2 separate regions of the Homo sapiens genome follow, and region 2 is linked to region 1. A link is a loop called in an ENCODE intact Hi-C map of the cell type or tissue named here. Cell type or tissue: Calu3. All regions are shown on one strand. Links, peaks and the distances in the headings refer to the core of each region. The heading gives the core; the rest is flanking DNA. Region 1 overlaps UBR1 (ubiquitin protein ligase E3 component n-recognin 1). Region 2 holds the start of TMEM62 (transmembrane protein 62).

Region 1 (2,914 bases), core at 113-2,612:
ACTCAGGAGGTTGAGGCAGGAAAATTGCTTGAACCTGGGAGGTGGAGGTTGCGGGTGAGCTGAGATAGCGCCACTGTACTCTAGCCTAGGCAATAAGAGCGAAACTCTGTCTCAAAAACAAACAAACAAACAAAAAACAACAACTTAAAAAGCTAACAGGAAATATAGGTTGTCTAATAATATTCTGTAAAATATATATCATCTATAGACCTATTTAGAGTAGGATTTTTCAACCTTAATACTACTGACATTTTGGGCCAGATATCATTTGTCGGGGGTGAACCAGACTGTCCTGTGCATTAGGATGTTTAGCAGGAATCTTGGCCTCTACACACTAGATGCCAGTACCTTCATCCCCAGTTGTAACAACTAAAAATATCTCCATGAAACTTTTGGAGACATGAGGTCTGCAAATGTCTAGCATGCTTTAGTTGAAACTGATTGGGCTTTAGCTAAAAATATGTAAGAATATAAATGACCCTTACTATACTATATAGCAACATGGTACACAAAATGCAAAGACTATTTTTTCGTTTGTTTTTGAGATGGAGTCTTGCTCTGTTGCCCAGGCTGGAGTGCAGTGGCACAATCTCGGCTCACCACAACCTCTGTCTCCCGGGTTCAAGCAATTCTCTGCCTCAGCCTCCCGAGTAGCTCGGATCACAGGCGCCCACCACCATGCCTGGCTAATTTTTGTAGTTTTAGCAGAGACGGGGTTTCCCATCTTGGCCAGGCTGGTCTTGAACTCCTGACCTCGTGATCCACCTGCCTCGGCCTCCCAAAGTGCTGGGATTACAGGCATGACCACAGCGCCTGGCCAAGGCTATTTTTTTTCCCCTGAGAAAAGAACAGAATAAAGAAAGATAGTATGTTCTAAACAACTGTTAACTGTACATAAACCAGTTAGGCCTAGAATTATAAGGAAGTAAAAACAATTCTCTGTATTTATAAAGTTTAAAACTTTACACTCCTAACCTAAACTAGCTCTAAGAAGGAAAACTAAATTTCAAATTTCAGGCAGAGGTAAGGAGTAAAAACATTCTCTGTGCTGTCACGAAGTTTAAGGCACTGCTCTCACAAAGAATAAAAAGCCTAAAGTTGCTTTCAGTTTCCCTGCCGCTGGCCTCTTCTATTCAACTAAATTACAACTGTTTCTACAGGTTCAAAATCCCTTATGCCAGACTCTGAAATCCAAATAGCTCCAAAACTGAAAGGTTTTGGGATTGTAGGTTTGGCAATAAATCTCACTTGGTGGCAAAAAATTACTTTAAATGACATGCGACTACAGGCATGATTTATACTACTTGTTATGAATATTCACAGATTTCTTAAAGAAAGATTGTGTTTGATTACAGTGTCCCGCCCTGACTCTGCTGGGGAAGTATTCAGAATTCTGAAATGGCCCCAAAGAGTTTCAGGTAAGAGTGTACTGGATATATTATGAACAAGGCAAAAATTTATCACTGACATTCCGTTGGAGAACAGGAAGAAACAGTGAGCACTATTTAACTGGAAGACATATATATTCAGAAACAAGCTATACTAGCAAAAACCAAACTATAACGGTATAATAAAAGAAAATTAATAAGATTAAATGTATTATAAATAGCAATAAACCAAGACAAGTACATCGTGAAATAGATACAAAATACCAAGATTGTAATACTTGGCCAGGATGCAGTGACTCATGCCTGTAATCCCAGCACTTTGTGAGGCTGAGGCATGTGGATCACTTGAGGCCAGGAGTTTGAGACCAGCCTAGCCAACATGGTGAAACCTTGTCTCTACTAAAAATATGAAAATTAGCCAGGCATGGTGGCGGGTGCCTGTAATCCCAGCCAGACGTGGTGGCGGGCACCCGTAATCCTAGCTACTTGGGCGGCTGAGGCAGGAGAATTGCTTGAACCTGGGAGGCAGAGGTTGCAGTGACGTGACCGGAGATCGCACCACTGCACTCCAGCCTGGGTCACACAGCAAGACTCTGTTTCAAAAAAAAAAAAAAAAAAGGATTTTAATAATTATAATCAATCCTGTAAATTTCTAATTCTTACCTGCAAGAATAGGTTGTCTCTCCACTTTTGAAAACCCTCCCACAAAGCTGAAATGCTCCACTGTGCTTCAATTTCTCTAAGCAAATATCTGGATCTTCTCCAAATAAGTACCATTCCAGTGGAGTGAATATTGACATTTGTACACTTTCCTCCTGCTTTTCCAAGTCTGGGTCCATTTCAGCAAAGTAAATTTCTGGCACCAATTGTGCCAAATGATGCAAGAAAGCAGTATAAAAATCAACTTGCTGATCCCACCACTAAAAGAAAAGAAGATGAAAATTAGACTGACTTACAAGTTCCTTCTTAATCATCTAGGGGCACAAATAATGACATAATTCTACAATTTCAAAGTAATTTACAGTATATTTCATCTTTCACCAATACAGAAGGAAAGTGGGTGATTAAAAAAATTAAGCTTGGAAATAAGCAACTGCTCACATACCACCAGTATCTGAAAAAAAAAAAAAAAAAAAGAAGAGTAGCTGTAGTAAGAATTATCCTTCCCTTCTGAAATGGCCAATTCCTGCTATGTGAAGGTGGTTCTATTATCAGTCACAGGCTGTACAGACAATGCATTCATCAAAAATTTTGTTTTAGGAAACCAGAGTATTTAACAAGAGATCGAAATGAACATAGGCCAAAATTTTGTAAACACAAAAAGCACTAACCATAAAAGGAAAAAAACTAGATAAAATGGACCTCATCAGAAGTAAAACCTTCTGCTCTTTAAAAGAAACTGTTACAGATGGCTTATTTGCATGTGAAAACATGCTTACATTATTAGTCATTAGGGAAGCACAAATTAAAATGACAATGAGATACCCCTGTACAACCTAGTACAGTGGCTAAAATAAAAAACTGGC
Region 2 (2,914 bases), core at 227-2,726, 48 kb after region 1:
AAAGCAGTTTTGCTAAAAGCTGTACAGACTTTCCTTTGTACCTAGTAGTACTTTATATAGTATAGCTTTGGGCTATGTAGCATTTTAAGACTCAATTAATAAAAAATTAATCTGTTGCTGACTCTGTTAATTCCTATTTCCACATGTATTTCCTTGAAGAATTCAGGATACGACTTCTTGTGTATGACAGTTTTCCTTCACACACTATTTTTGTGGGTGTGTATATATCTGATTTGGGGAGAATTTAAAAAACACATAGCTTTTTAATTTGTTTGAAACAGACCTTTTGCCTGTTACATTTTGTGCTCTTAACCAATTAAAGAAGCCAATGACATGTTAGTTTTATATTGTGTTTTCCACTAGTATATCCCTGTTGATTTGTTTGTGCCTTTTATTAACTGCCATTTTCTAAAATTTTTTTCAATAAAGGGAAGACGTGAAAAAAATTACTCAGAACAGCAATATATAATAAACAATTAAAAAATCAACAATAAGGGAGTTGTTAGATAAATTAAGGTAGGGCTGAATCTAATTCTCCTGGGTCTGGCCCATAGGAAGTATTTAATACTTATTAAATGAATGGTATACTACCGTGTTGCAATATTATTTACTCAGGTGCATGTGAAATCAGTTTAAGGGAAAAATAACTTTCACAAAACATAGGAATTACATCTATAGAAAACCTATGCTGCCGGGCGCGGTGGCTCAGCCTGTAGTCCCAGCACTTTGGGAGGCGGAGGCGGGAGGATCGCTTGAACCTAGGAGTTCCGAGGCCAGCCCGGGCAACACAGACAGATCCCAGTCTCTACAAAAACTATATTTAAAAAATTAGCTGGGCGTGGTGGTGCGAGCCTGTAATTCCAGCTACTTAAGGTCAGGGAGGTCGAGGCTGCAGTGAGCCATGATCGCGCCACTGCATTCCTGCCTGGGGGATAGAGACCCTGTCTGAGAAGTGAAGGAAAGGGGAATGGTAGAGGGAAGGGGAAGAGAAAGAAAAGAAAACCTATGGAGGTACGTTAATAATCAGAAGGGGCCAGAGGAAGCCACCTGACACATTTGTGAGACAATTTAAAAGGCGTTCTCATACATTCTCACTTTGATACAACAACCCTGCAAAGTGCGCACGGAAGGTGTTATTAACTCCGTTTTACAGGTAAGGAGATCGACCCACTGAGGTCAGGAGTGACTGACCAAGGCGGAGCCAGGACTCTAGCCCCCGCCTCCCGGCCACTGGTCCCGGTCTCCTTCCCCGCCACCACTCGGCCACCGTCATTGGTGTTCAGAGTTTCGGTTCTCTTTTCTGTGATCGTATTACTTATGCAAAACGAGCCCAGTCACTTGCGCGGCCAGAGAGGGGCAGGTGCTGGGCGGCGGCTGACGGGCGCAGCACCCTAGGCCCAGTGTCTGGCTCCAGCCCCGCATCCGGCGCCGGCCCCGCATCCAGCTCTGGCCCTGCGACAATAGAGTCCGGAAGTGCAGGCAAAGCGGCTCCCGGGAGCGCCGCGCGGTCCTGCGCGGGATCAGCGAGGGCCGCGCCCCGGCGGGCGGGCGGCATGGCTGCAGTGCTGGCTCTCAGGGTGGTCGCGGGGTTGGCGGCCGCAGCGCTGGTGGCCATGCTCTTGGAGCACTACGGCCTGGCGGGCCAGCCCTCGCCGCTGCCGCGCCCCGCGCCCCCCAGGAGGCCGCACCCTGCGCCAGGGCCCGGAGACAGCAACATCTTCTGGGGCCTGCAGGTGACGCGGCGGGAAGCCGGGCCGGGAGGCAGGTGCAGATCGGGCACCGTGCGGTGGGACCCTTGCGGGTGTTGGGCCCCACGCTCCAGGCTGGGGACCTCAGTCAGATTGTAACTCGAGGCTCTGTCTAGTGCTGGCCCTGTCCTTACCTGGGGGGTTCGTTATGCATTGCCTCTTTGCCTTTTCCTTCTGCCCGAGAGAGCCGCTGAGCCGCCCCTCCCCATGCTGCCTCTTCCTGGCTCAGATCTCTCTGTTCAATACCTGTTTTCGGCAGATATCCGACATTCACCTGAGCAGGTTTCGAGATCCAGGCAGAGCGGTAGACTTAGAGAAATTCTGTTCTGAAACTATTGACATCATTCAACCAGCTCTCGTCCTAGCAACAGGTAGGGAGGCTTGCCGTGCTGTGGTGGTGGTCTGTGGTCCGCATGGTAGAACTCTAGCCAGGGCTGTGGCTTTTCATTTTGGGGACGTTGGGAGCAGTATAGCCACAGCCCCAGGTGAGCTCTGTGAGGTGGAAGAGATTGGACATTCTAACCCCTTTGCCTATGGATAACTGAATGAGTCAAGATCCAGGCAAAATGATTTGACGTAGCAAGGTTTTGTCAAAGCAGTAGAAGCAAGGCTCCTGGTTCTCATGTCAGTCTGTTGTCTGATATATTTGTATCTGGTTTTTGTTCTTGTTGTTGTTACAGTTCTGGTTGTGAGAATTAGGGAAAAGCCTGTAACCACGAATCAGAAGTTCTCTTCTTTTGCTAACTTTTCTATTTTCTTTACATTATTAATCTTATATTTTCAGTTGTTTGAGGCTTCCGGTGACCCAGGGCACTTTTTCTTCATCCTTTGATAGTTTTATGACTTAAGTTTTCTAGACTCTTCAAACACTTTATTTGCTTTCAAACTGTAATGGGGAGAAGAAGCTAAAGGAGCATCTATCTATCTTGCTTACTGGGGAATTCATCACTCATCCACCTTATTGAAGCATCTCTGCTGACATGAAAGGGTATCAGTTCTGATTTAATGGATGAGCCTCCATAAAAAGTTTTCTGTTTAGTTCTCTATAAATTTTGGTATTTTGTTGTCCAATTCCACCTGCCACATTGCTTCTTGCTGTAAAAATAATACTTGGTCAAATCACATATTCTGATTTTGTGGTTTGGAAAATATGGTTGCCATAGATA

The links. Hi-C counts contacts between places; a loop is a spot of excess contacts. Peaks named below come from ENCODE experiments on the same cell type or tissue, not always from the same donor. Only the 100,000 strongest peaks of a DNase experiment are listed, where the experiment ranks them.
Region 2: it touches region 1 in a loop (2.0-fold over the local background); 9 of 110 quality-filtered maps call a loop at or near these places.

What each region holds. Positions count from the first base shown.
Region 1 is chr15:43,083,933-43,086,846 of GRCh38, forward strand. UBR1 (ubiquitin protein ligase E3 component n-recognin 1) reads right to left here. Exons shown (of 47, transcript NM_174916.3): 2 at 2,052-2,308. Among named protein-coding and RNA genes, the nearest start is that of UBR1, 21 kb to the right of the region's middle. In Calu3, for the core only: no CTCF peak of the experiment used is centred there; no DNase peak of the experiment used is centred there.
Region 2 is chr15:43,132,250-43,135,163 of GRCh38, forward strand. It overlaps TMEM62 (transmembrane protein 62), which reads left to right and starts at 1,337. Exons shown (of 14, transcript NM_024956.4): 1 at 1,337-1,733; 2 at 2,008-2,119. The coding sequence starts at 1,554. RefSeq lists silencers at 1,125-1,184, 1,405-1,804, 1,995-2,206. In Calu3, for the core only: no CTCF peak of the experiment used is centred there; DNase peaks (open chromatin) are centred at 1,252 and 1,732.